Linked DNA regions of Homo sapiens: regions 2 and 3 are each linked to region 1. A link is a contact called in ENCODE Hi-C or POLR2A ChIA-PET data. All regions are on one chromosome and are shown on one strand. The core of a region is the stretch at or near the end of the contact, and the rest is flanking DNA. Distances in the headings are between cores, read along the strand shown.

Region 1 (3,081 bases), core at 411-2,910:
GGCTTTATTAGCAGTGTCCAGTGTAATGCCCATAATAACACTGTGTGGTGTGGGTCTGACTGTCTTCATGTGGCACTGCAGAAAGGGAGGCCCCAAGACGTTGTCTTGCCCATCATTCATTTACCCTGTATTCACTGAGCACCTATTGCTTGCCAGGGGCTGTGCCAAATTCCCAGGTGACAAAGCTGTTACTGGTGAAGCCAAGTTTTGGATCAGGCCCATCTGACACTAGTGTCTGGGTGGCTAATGCCACAGCAGGTTATGTTCAGGATGTCATGTGACACCCTGCTGCCTCAAGCTTGGCCACTCCTCCATCCCTAGTGTTTCCAGCCGCATTGTTCCTTGGCTGTGAGCTGTAAATGTTTTTATCTCATCCTCTCTCCACAGACCACTATTTGCATTGTTTTGCCTAGAATGGGCCATGGAGTTAGTATTTTCCCAGCTGTAGTAGCATCTTCAGTGATCCCTGCTCATGCCACTGGAATGGCCCTTTAAAAATGTTTTTTTTTTTCTTTTTACAAGCATGAGTTTCTTTCCTATAAGTGCAGCTCTTTTTTCTTGTCTCTGTAGCACTTTGTGGCTTTCTGAGACCACAGGCTCTAACTTGCCCATTGCACCCCATGTTTAAGCATTTGCACATGTCGTTTGATTGAGGGGTAAGTTAAAACTGCTGGCAGTGGGAAGGGCTGGCAATCAGGTCTCTTATCTCAAGTGGATGGAAAAATAAGGCTGTTCAACGTGGTTCGCTCAACTCGTACAGGTCCCTTCTGTGCAAAACCAGGGAGATTGCTTCTCCCCTGGAAACACAGGCACTCCTCATTGGCTGGGTTGGGCAAATACCCATAATATTAGGCATTTTTCCTGCTTTTTTCCCCTTCTTTTGCAGGTTGCAAGTGATGGCAATGTACATGGGATTCTCAAACTGGTCACCAGTACTTAGTGCATGAACACACATTATATTCTATATGTTTGGTGCAATTTTGCTATTTTGCATTCTGCTTTTGTCACCACAATACAGTGTCCCAGGGTCCCATATTACTGAACATTCTTTCATAGCAGCACTTCGATGGCTACATGGTGTATCTTTGGCCTGCCTTACCATAATTTGCTTCAGTTTTCCTTTGTGTTAGGGGACATTTGCAAGACTTTGTATATCAGCCAGCATCTAGTCAGGATACAGAAACCATACTGTTATTTAAACAGGGTATATTCCAATGTAAATGATTGACAACTAGTAGAAGCTGGTTAGTTGTGAGTAAAAGAGAACTCTTATGGGTCCAGAAGAAGCTGTTGCAGAAAAGAAGCTATGGCCTCCAGTTTGAGGAAGAGTGGGCAGTTGAGGAACTAAAGACCAAGAGCGGGCATTGCTCGTCCCCCAGAGTTCTTCAGAGAGGGCATGGCCACCACAGGGACATCACCACCCACGGGTGATGCAGAAACTTGTCAGAGGAAAGCAGCTGGCCAGCTGGCTGTGCAGCACTATAGACGTGTCTCTGTTGCCAGAAGCTTGGGTAGGCAGAACTGCTTTGAAGCAGTCCCTGGTAGGGAGAGCAGAGCCCGGGTGCAGGAGGCCTGAGGCCTTCCCCATGGAATAGTAATGGTGGATCCCAAAGGGAATGTCCTTTCCCCAGGCAGAATCACTCCAGTGCCCTCTATTGGTGAAGTGTCACATTGCCGCAGCTGGCAACCTGTCAGAAAGCAGGGCCAAGAATGGTTTTGAGTTGAGAGACAATAAATGAATAACTGGAATATTTGGGCTTGCTTTTAGCTTTTTTTTTTCTTTAAACCGTTTTGCAGTAAACATCTTTCATAAAATGTTGATTGCATCTCTGATATGTTGGTAGGATAAATTCATAGAATTTGAACATTTCAAAGGCCTTAGTCATATGTTACAAAACCATCCTATTGACTCTCCTAGTTGTTGTATATGGGAGCAAAGGCATATAGCCTTGTTATAGAACTTGTTACTCCTTAACCTTTTGAATCTTGGCCTTGTTTGCTGGGTTGTTAACTCTGAGGCTGGGAGATGCTCAGAGCCAGCGATGTCAAGGTTGGAGCCTGCAGTCTGATGTAATAAGGGCCAAGCTCTGCCGTGGAGGGAGGGAGTAGTGTGTTGCTGAAGTCCTCCCTCACCTCGCTCAGTCTTCTGAACGCATTCCCTTCCCATCTCATTCACTGCTTCAACAAATTCATTCCCTAAAACATCCCCTTCATCACATCAGTAATCTTGCTCAAAAGCTGTAAATGTTTCCTCTTTGTTTATGGCAATGCAAATGAAAGAGGAGGGGAGAGAACTGACCTATGGCCCTGGGTCCGTTGCCTCCATTCAGTTGTTGAGGGTCTGAAGCAAATTGACATGCCCAGGGTCACGTGGGAAGTAAGTTGGTCAGGGCCAACCAGGGCTTCCTTCCTCCCAGTCCTCTGCTTCTCCCAGATACCAGACCATTGTTGCTCCATCTCCCTAACTCCTCATTGTCCTCCCAGCACAGCACCTGTCCCACGAGAGGTTTTATTAATGTGTATCATACTCCCCTAGTGCTCACACTATCTCTGAACTCTTATGGGTCCAGAAGAAGCAGTTGCAGAAAAGAAGCTGTGGCCTCCAGTTTGAGGAAGAGTGGGCAGTTGAGGAACTAAAGACCAAGAGCAGGCATTGCTTGTCCCCCAGGGTTCTTCAAAGAGGGCATGGCCACCACAGGGACATCACAACCTACGGATGGTGCATAAACTTGTCAGAGGAAAGCAGCTGGCCGCTGGCTGTGCAGCACTATAGACGTGTCTCTGTTGCCAGAAGCTTGGATAGGCAGAGCTGCTTTGAAGCAGTCCCTGGTAGGGAGAGCAGAGGCCGGACGCAGGAGGCTTGAGGCCTTCCCCATGGAATCATAATGGTGGATCCCAAAGGGAATGCCCTTGCTGGGGCTGCCCCACTGTCTGAAATGCAAAGATGGCCCCCCTCAGCTGCTGTGCTTAAGGGGACTGCCTACACCTAACTTCAAGGCCAAGTCCAAGATTCACATCTACATAATTACATTCCATTACTGTTTAACAGATTAGAGTCAGTAATTCTTATCCTGGGGTATT
Region 2 (3,413 bases), core at 210-2,709, 34 kb after region 1:
AGCTTGATGGGGATAGAATAGAATCTATAAATTACTTTGGGCAGTATGGCCATTTTCATGATATTGATTCTTTCTATCCATGAGCATGGAATGTTTTTTCATTTGTTTGTGTCCTCTCTTATTTCCTTGAGCAGTAGTTTGTAGTTCTCCTTGAAGAGGTCCTTCACATCCCTTTTAAGTTCTATTCCTAGGTATTATATTCTCTTTGTAGCAATTGTGAATAGGAGTTCACTTATGATTTGGCTCTCTGTTTGCCTATTATTGGTGTATAGGAATGCCTGTGATTTTTGCACATTGATTTTGTATCCTGAGACTTTGCTGAAGTTGCTTATCAGCTTAGGGAGATTTTGGGCTGAGATGATGGGGTTTTCTAATTATACAATCATGTCATCTGCAAACAGAGACAATTTGACTTACTGTCTTCCTATTTGAATACCCTTTATTTCTTTTTCTTGCCTGATTGCCCTGGCCTGAACTTCCAATACTATGTTGAATAGGAGTGCTGAGAGAGGGCATCCTTGTCTTGTGCCCGTTTTCAAAGGGAATGCTTCCAGCTTTTGCTCATTCAGTATGATATTGGCTGTGGGTTTGTCATAAATAGCTCTTATTATTTTGAGATCTTCATAAGTGAAGGAGAAATAAAATCCTTTGCAGGCAAGCAAATGGTGAGAGATTTTGTCACAACAAGGCTGGGCTTTTAAAAGGTCTCTCTCCAGCTGGTACTGGGTGGGGCCATGGAGCAAAGTCAGTAACAGAGGAACAGTGAGGAAGTGTCATCTTGACAGAGCATGAGCACAGTGTTTAAAACCTGAGTTTAATTGTTCTATCCTTAATGGAGTTTTGAAATTTCATTCCTAATTTCTGCTTGAAACATAGGAGTGAAAGCAAATACAGCTGTGGGGAAACATGTTGCCCCAGCCTGAGCAACAAAAGGAATATTGAGGAATGGACAGTGTTTCCAGAAACAAATATCAAAAAGATGGATATCAAAACATTTCTCAGAAATGATATATTTTATTTTATTTGAAAGAAGGAAAATTGTGTCCACAACTCTTAAGTCCAATGTCATAAAAAATACTGCTCTTCTTTGGGTTTTAATAAAACACCACAGTCTTTGTCCATGCCTCTAAGCACACAGACAATGAGAAAGCCTACTTCTGTGTCCTTCCACTGTTAGTCAGTCATCACTAGGGGCAGAAAAACAGGGGAAACATTTCCAAGAATGAAAGGGCAGGGTACTTATAGTTTCCTTCCCGCTTGGCAATGTGATGGGAAAATTACGCTGCTGGAATATGAGTAAGCTGTAACACCACCCTGGGCAGGAAAGTCAACTGCGAACAAAAGTTAAATTCATGTATTTATGATGAACTTGGAAAGTTTCTGGTTTTTTTTTTTTTTTTTTTTGAGACGGAGTCTTGCTTTGTCACCCAGGCTGGAGTGCAATGGCGCAATCTTGGCTCATTGCAAGCTCCGCCTCCCCGGTTCATGCCATTCTCCTGCCTCAGCCTCCAGAGTAGCTGGGACTACAGGCACCTGCCACCACACCCGGCTAATTTTTTGTGTTTTTAGTAGAGACAGGGTTTCACCATGTTAGCCAGGATGGTCTTGATCTCCTGACCTCGTGATCCACCCGCCTCGGCCTCCCAAAGTGCTTGGATGGAAAGTTTTTTTAAATTAACTTTCTTTTCTTATGAAAAATTATCTGTCGTTTGAAAAGTATATAAAAAAGCAGAAGGAAAAAATAAGAATAATTTGTAGTGTGCCTTTCCACAGACGACTATTTTTAATATCTTGATGAATATCGTTTTTTATATATTCTTTTAGATACACACATATGCACAGGCTTTATAAAAGTAGAATTATAATACTCATGTTTTTATAACCTGCTTTTTGTACCTAACAATATTTCCATGTGATTAAATATTATTCTCCCCTGTCATTTTTGTTGCATGCGTACTGTTTCATTTTTGCAGCTTTATAGCTTATTATGTACAATTAATATACAATAATTTGAAGAATGTGCATAGTACAGTGAACTATTTCCCTATTGTAGGACATTTATATTGTTTTTAGGGTTTTTCTCTGAACTTTTATTTTATTTTATCTTACTTTTTTTTGAGTCAGAGTCTTGCTCTGTTGCCTAGGCTGGAGTGCAGTGGCACAATCATAGCTCACTGCAGCCTTGACCTCCAGGGCTTAAGCAGTCCTCCTGCCTCAGCCTCCTGAGTAGGTAGGGACTACAGGTGCCACCACACCTGGCTAATTTTTAAATATTTTTTATAGAGACGAAGGTCTCTCTGTGTTTCCCAGGCTGGTGTTGAACTCCTGGTCTCAAGTAATCCTCCTGCCTTGGCCTCCCAAAGTGCTGGGATTATAGGTGTGAGCTACCGGGCCTGGCTTTCTGAATATTTTTAAATCAGCTTTTCTTTTAGCAAAATTTTTGTGGATATTTAATTTATTTTGTTGGAATAAAATTCCTGACTCAGAGTATGTATACATTTTAAAGCTGTTTTAAAATAAGAATAGCCCAATAGCTTGCAGAAATGTTCTAATTTATACTTTACCATTCTTGTAGGAGTATGTCTATTTCCAATACCTTGGTCAATACTCGGCTGGTTTTCTGGTTTTCCTCAGAAAGATAGCAGTGGTATTTGTGGAGTTCTCACTAATCTGGGGAATTTATAAGTGCTGTTTTATTTGTTTCATTGAGGTCATTTCTCCAAAATCTGGCTGTATTAGGAACATTGGAAGGAGTCCCATAGTTATTTTAGTGATATGTAAAGTTCTTAGGTAATTGTCTTAAAAAGAAACATTAAGTGTATAAATTATTAGTTCCTCCCCACTCTGTCATACATATGACACAGATGGAAAAGTCTAGTGCTGTGTGTATGTATATTACATGTATATAAAAATTGTCATCATTTTTGCATTAATACAAGAACAGTCTTGAAACAGGTTCCCTCCATCTCATATTAACCTTTCGTTATTCAAATTCTTTTCATCTTGCCTGAACCAGAGGTGTTTTCATTTTCTGAATGTTGTGAAAACTGAGGTATAGCTTGAATTATACACTTTGTTTTGATGTTCCCTAGCACCCACACTTGAGATGGATTTGTATGTTTTATTGATTCAGCGAAATGTACGTTACTGAGGGCTGAACCATACTCCTCACACTGGGTTAGGCATGTGAGACGTAAGAGGAGGTGCATGGAGGATAACACAAAGATGTATATGACAGTTTTCCATTATGTGTGACCTTTTCCGGAATTTTGCCTTCACACAAAAGATGAATTTCTGTTTTGAAACTTTGTTAACCTCCAAGGACACAGATGATCAGCTCTAACTTATGCTATTGCCTCTGAGAACTTGGTGTCTCTTAGAAGTCTTGGCTGTTCTGGGAGGTCCAGTGCAGG
Region 3 (3,514 bases), core at 490-2,989, 54 kb after region 1:
ATTAAGAGTCACTTGAAGTTTTTAAGCCTTTTATTTTAAACTAATGGTAGACTTAAAGAAAAGTTGCAGCAAATTGGACTTTGGGAGGCCAGCGCAGGTGGATTATTTGAGGTCAGGAGTTCAAGACCAGCTTGACCAACATGGTGAAACCTCGTCTCTATGAAAACTACAAAAATTAGCCGGGCGCAGTGGTGGGAGCCTGTAATCCCGCCTACTTGGGAGGTTGAGGTAGGAGAATCACTTGAGCCTGGGAGGCAGAGGTTGCAGTGAGCCGACATTGCACCACTACACTCCAGTCTGGGTGACGGAGTGAGACCCTGTCTCAAAAAAGTAAAAAAAAATTAGTACAGACTGTTCCTATAAGCCCTTCATCCAGCCTCCCCTAAAGTTAACATTTTGCAAAATGACAGTACGGTTATCAAAATTGATAAATAAGCTGTGGTGCAATGCCGGCATTTGATTTCACCTGTTTTTCTATGAATGCCTTTCTCTGGTTAAGGATCTGATCCAGGATCCCACACTGAATTTGGTTGTCATGCCTCCTTAGTGTCCCCAAGTCTGTGACAGTCCCTCAGGTTTTTTGTTTGTCATTTATGATTTTGACACTTTTGAAAGTTAACAGTCAGTTATTTTGTATAATGTTCCTCAATTTGGATTTGTCTGATATTTCCCTCATGGTTCAATTAAAGAAGGTTATGCATTTTTGGCAAGAATGCTACAGAAGTTATGGCACATCCTCAGTGCATCCTTTCATGGGCATATGATGTCACTGTCCTCTGACTGGTGATGTTACCCTGGATTACATGATTAGGTGGCATCTGTAGGATCTCCCCACTGTAAACGTGCTGCTTTTTTTTTTTTTGAAATTAATCATTATCTTAGGGGAGATGTTGCCTTGAATCGAAGGACATGAGATGGCCCTAATCGGTTGAATGAGGGGGGTAGGATCAGAGGCCCCACAGGTGTCATGTCCGCACTATGTTTTATGTTCATTTAAGACAAGAGCTGATTGGAAACCCAGGGCCTTCTCAACACATCTCAGAATCAACTCTCTTTCCTTATGTAAATCCATAAAGCCAAAGGGGATGAGCAAAAGGAACCCTGTAGAAAACACACAGAAAAGGAAGAGGCCCCTTTTTGCCTGTATTTATCAGTGGTATGAATTGCCATAAAGGAAAGAAACTGTTGGAATTGCCATTAAGAGTAATGCAAAAACCGCAATTACGTTTGCACCAACCTAATTGCTAAAGAAGCCAAAGACATCCCGATGTGTTATAAAGTACTTTCCTGCCACCTTTGGTGGTGGCAGGGAATGTAAGCATTAGATTATGAGAGGAAAAAATAAATGGCACTATTTTGCCTCTCTAAGATCAGTTCCAGAGAAGCAATTCCAAATCTGAAGATAGTGAGTATCATTGATTTTTTAATACTTAACAAACATTTTAACTTTTTGAATTTACAGCAGGCTTTCTTTTCTACCTCCAGAGTGCCCGGCTTGTCTGTTATGAGAGCCTCTTTTGCTATAGAATGTAACAACAATGTTGTACTGAATGTGAATTCCTTGAAATTATGTTCTACTTTCACCAACATTAGCTCTTTTGATTCCCCACAGCAATCCTTTCCAGAACAGAACAGATAGTCTTGTTATTTCTGGTTAGGAGGCAGGGATGCAGTGGCTTGCCGAGGTTGAATGAGGTCACATAGTGAGTGGGCGTCCTTGGTCACATGGTCAGGGTGCTTCTCCTCCTCATCATGCACCTGTGCTTTCCAAGTGGTGGAAGGCATAGTTCCCGGAGCCTTGCTTAACCAGCCTGTCTCTTACATATTCCTCCCTGACCTTACTGCTTAGAGTTAAGCAATTTCTTCTGCTCTCTGTTCCCCTGGGATCTCCTGAATGCCCCTGTTCCAGCACTTGTCACATTTCGGTGAATTTTTTATTCATTTAACAGTATTTCCCAATAGAGTATTACCTCAGGAAGGCAGAAACGTGGCTTTCTTCATGTCTTTATCCTCGGGGCCTGGCACAGAGTAAGGTCTTAATACATTTCTGTGAAATGAATGAATAAAATTTGCTTGGAAGCATTAAAAATACCCACAGAATTTGAAGAAGAGAAGGAAAAAAAAGTACTGTATTTAAATATATTTTAAGTAAAATTTCGGTGATGAGTGGAAAGGAATTAGAAAGCTGTGTTTCTTTAAATGATGTGAGCAATGGCCAAAGAGAATGACAGTCATTTAATTTTCTAACAACTTAAGAAAATGTTTTTCATTCATTGAAATTAATTCAAAAATCATATTAAATGTAAGAAAGTAAAGACTGACAGTCTTGGTGGTTTAAATAAAAAATTAAGTATTTTTTAAAAAGCAGCACATTTAATCTATTTCATGTCCTCATTCCCAGTCTCATTTTCTTTGCATTGCTACTTAGAGATCTGTTACATGAATTTGAAAAAATAGTCATCAGAAAATTACTTACTTTTCTGTAAGGTTAACTTTTTTATTCATTAGCTGGACCAAATTCAGCACTTTGACAACCCAGGAATTGTATGCAGGCAACTGTCTTTTAAATGGAGCTTTATCTCAACAAAAATCGACTAGGAAATGGGCTGACAAAAGATGCCTATCTCTGTGGTCTAGAGTTGGCTTCCTATTAATGCCAAATTCATACCACTTTGGAGAAATATTTTTTTTCCCTGCCAGCCTCTGTCTCCTTCTCTATTACTTTATCTGTTTTGTTATGTGTGAATCTAGATTCTGGTTTACAAATTTTGGCTGCAATAAATAGCATCATTTCATAAACAGCTCTGAAACTTGGAATTCCTTGATACCAATATATAATGTTGCATTTTAAAGACTCGGCTACTTAGGGAGAGAGTAAGAAAATATGGAGTAGAAAGAAAAGAAAAAAAAACTTTAGGTGTTATGAGTTGGTTTTTCCCTAGCCAAGTATAACATCAGTGCCTTCTTTTGGAAGGAAAGTTTCATATAAATGCTCTTGAAACCCTAGCTGTGCAGGAGAACCTGGCTTACCCCGCAAATGTTTTCAGTGCCTGGACAAACATCCCACCATTTTGCTTTAGAGACCTGGTAATTTTTGCCTCTTAAAAATTTGAGAGATTTACAGGCATCTACCTAGATAATTTTAAATACAGGAGTGGAGCTTCATGTTCTCCATGGCTGGTTTTTTGTTTTGTTTTGTTTTTGAGACAGAGTCTCGCTCCGTCACCCAGGCTGGAGTGCAGTGGTGTGATCTTGGCTCACTGCAACCTCTGCCTCCTGGGTTCACGCGATTCTCCTGCTTCAGCCTCCCAAGTAGCTGGGACTACAGGAGCCCACCACCACGCCTGGCTAATTTTTTGTATTTTTAGTAGAGATGGGGGTTTCACCATGTTAGCCGATCTCCTGACCTCGTGATCCACCCGCCTCGGCCTCCCAAAGTTCTGGGATTACAGGTGTGAGCCACTGTGCCCGGCCCTCCATGATTCTTTTAGGTTTTGATAACATAGGAGAATTT

The links. A loop is a pair of places that touch in the nucleus more often than their neighbours do. ChIA-PET counts read pairs that join two places held with the same protein, here RNA polymerase II (POLR2A). Pooled maps may share reads with other maps.
Region 2: a map of posterior cingulate gyrus shows a loop between it and region 1 (8-fold over the local background). The contact joins two enhancer-like sites. A Hi-C loop is called at or near these places in 2 of 168 maps with a recorded cell type or tissue (mucosa of descending colon and posterior cingulate gyrus) and 1 of 50 pooled maps. POLR2A ChIA-PET finds 5 or more read pairs at or near these places in 6 of 52 experiments (CD4-positive, alpha-beta T cell, H1, HepG2 and 3 more).
Region 3: a map of posterior cingulate gyrus shows a loop between it and region 1 (2.0-fold over the local background). The contact joins two enhancer-like sites. A Hi-C loop is called at or near these places in 3 of 168 maps with a recorded cell type or tissue (dorsolateral prefrontal cortex, mucosa of descending colon and posterior cingulate gyrus) and 4 of 50 pooled maps. POLR2A ChIA-PET finds 5 or more read pairs at or near these places in 5 of 52 experiments (H1, WTC11, activated CD4-positive, alpha-beta T cell and 2 more).

What each region holds. Positions count from the first base shown.
Region 1 is chr7:37,283,475-37,286,555 of GRCh38, reverse strand. The region is part of intron 4 of ELMO1 (engulfment and cell motility 1); the gene reads left to right. Among named protein-coding and RNA genes, the nearest start is that of ELMO1, 160 kb to the left of the region's middle. RefSeq lists a silencer at 217-511. Within about 2 kb of position 1,660, at least 8 of the 41 ENCODE cell types and tissues checked have a DNase peak (open chromatin) inside an H3K27ac peak, as active enhancers do; they include dorsolateral prefrontal cortex, where a contact is called at or near this core.
Region 2 is chr7:37,248,783-37,252,195 of GRCh38, reverse strand. The region is part of intron 6 of ELMO1 (engulfment and cell motility 1); the gene reads left to right. Among named protein-coding and RNA genes, the nearest start is that of ELMO1, 200 kb to the left of the region's middle. RefSeq lists an enhancer at 2,809-3,413. Within about 2 kb of position 1,459, at least 3 of the 41 ENCODE cell types and tissues checked have a DNase peak (open chromatin) inside an H3K27ac peak, as active enhancers do.
Region 3 is chr7:37,228,681-37,232,194 of GRCh38, reverse strand. The region is part of intron 8 of ELMO1 (engulfment and cell motility 1); the gene reads left to right. Among named protein-coding and RNA genes, the nearest start is that of ELMO1, 220 kb to the left of the region's middle. Within about 2 kb of position 1,739, at least 4 of the 41 ENCODE cell types and tissues checked have a DNase peak (open chromatin) inside an H3K27ac peak, as active enhancers do; they include dorsolateral prefrontal cortex, where a contact is called at or near this core.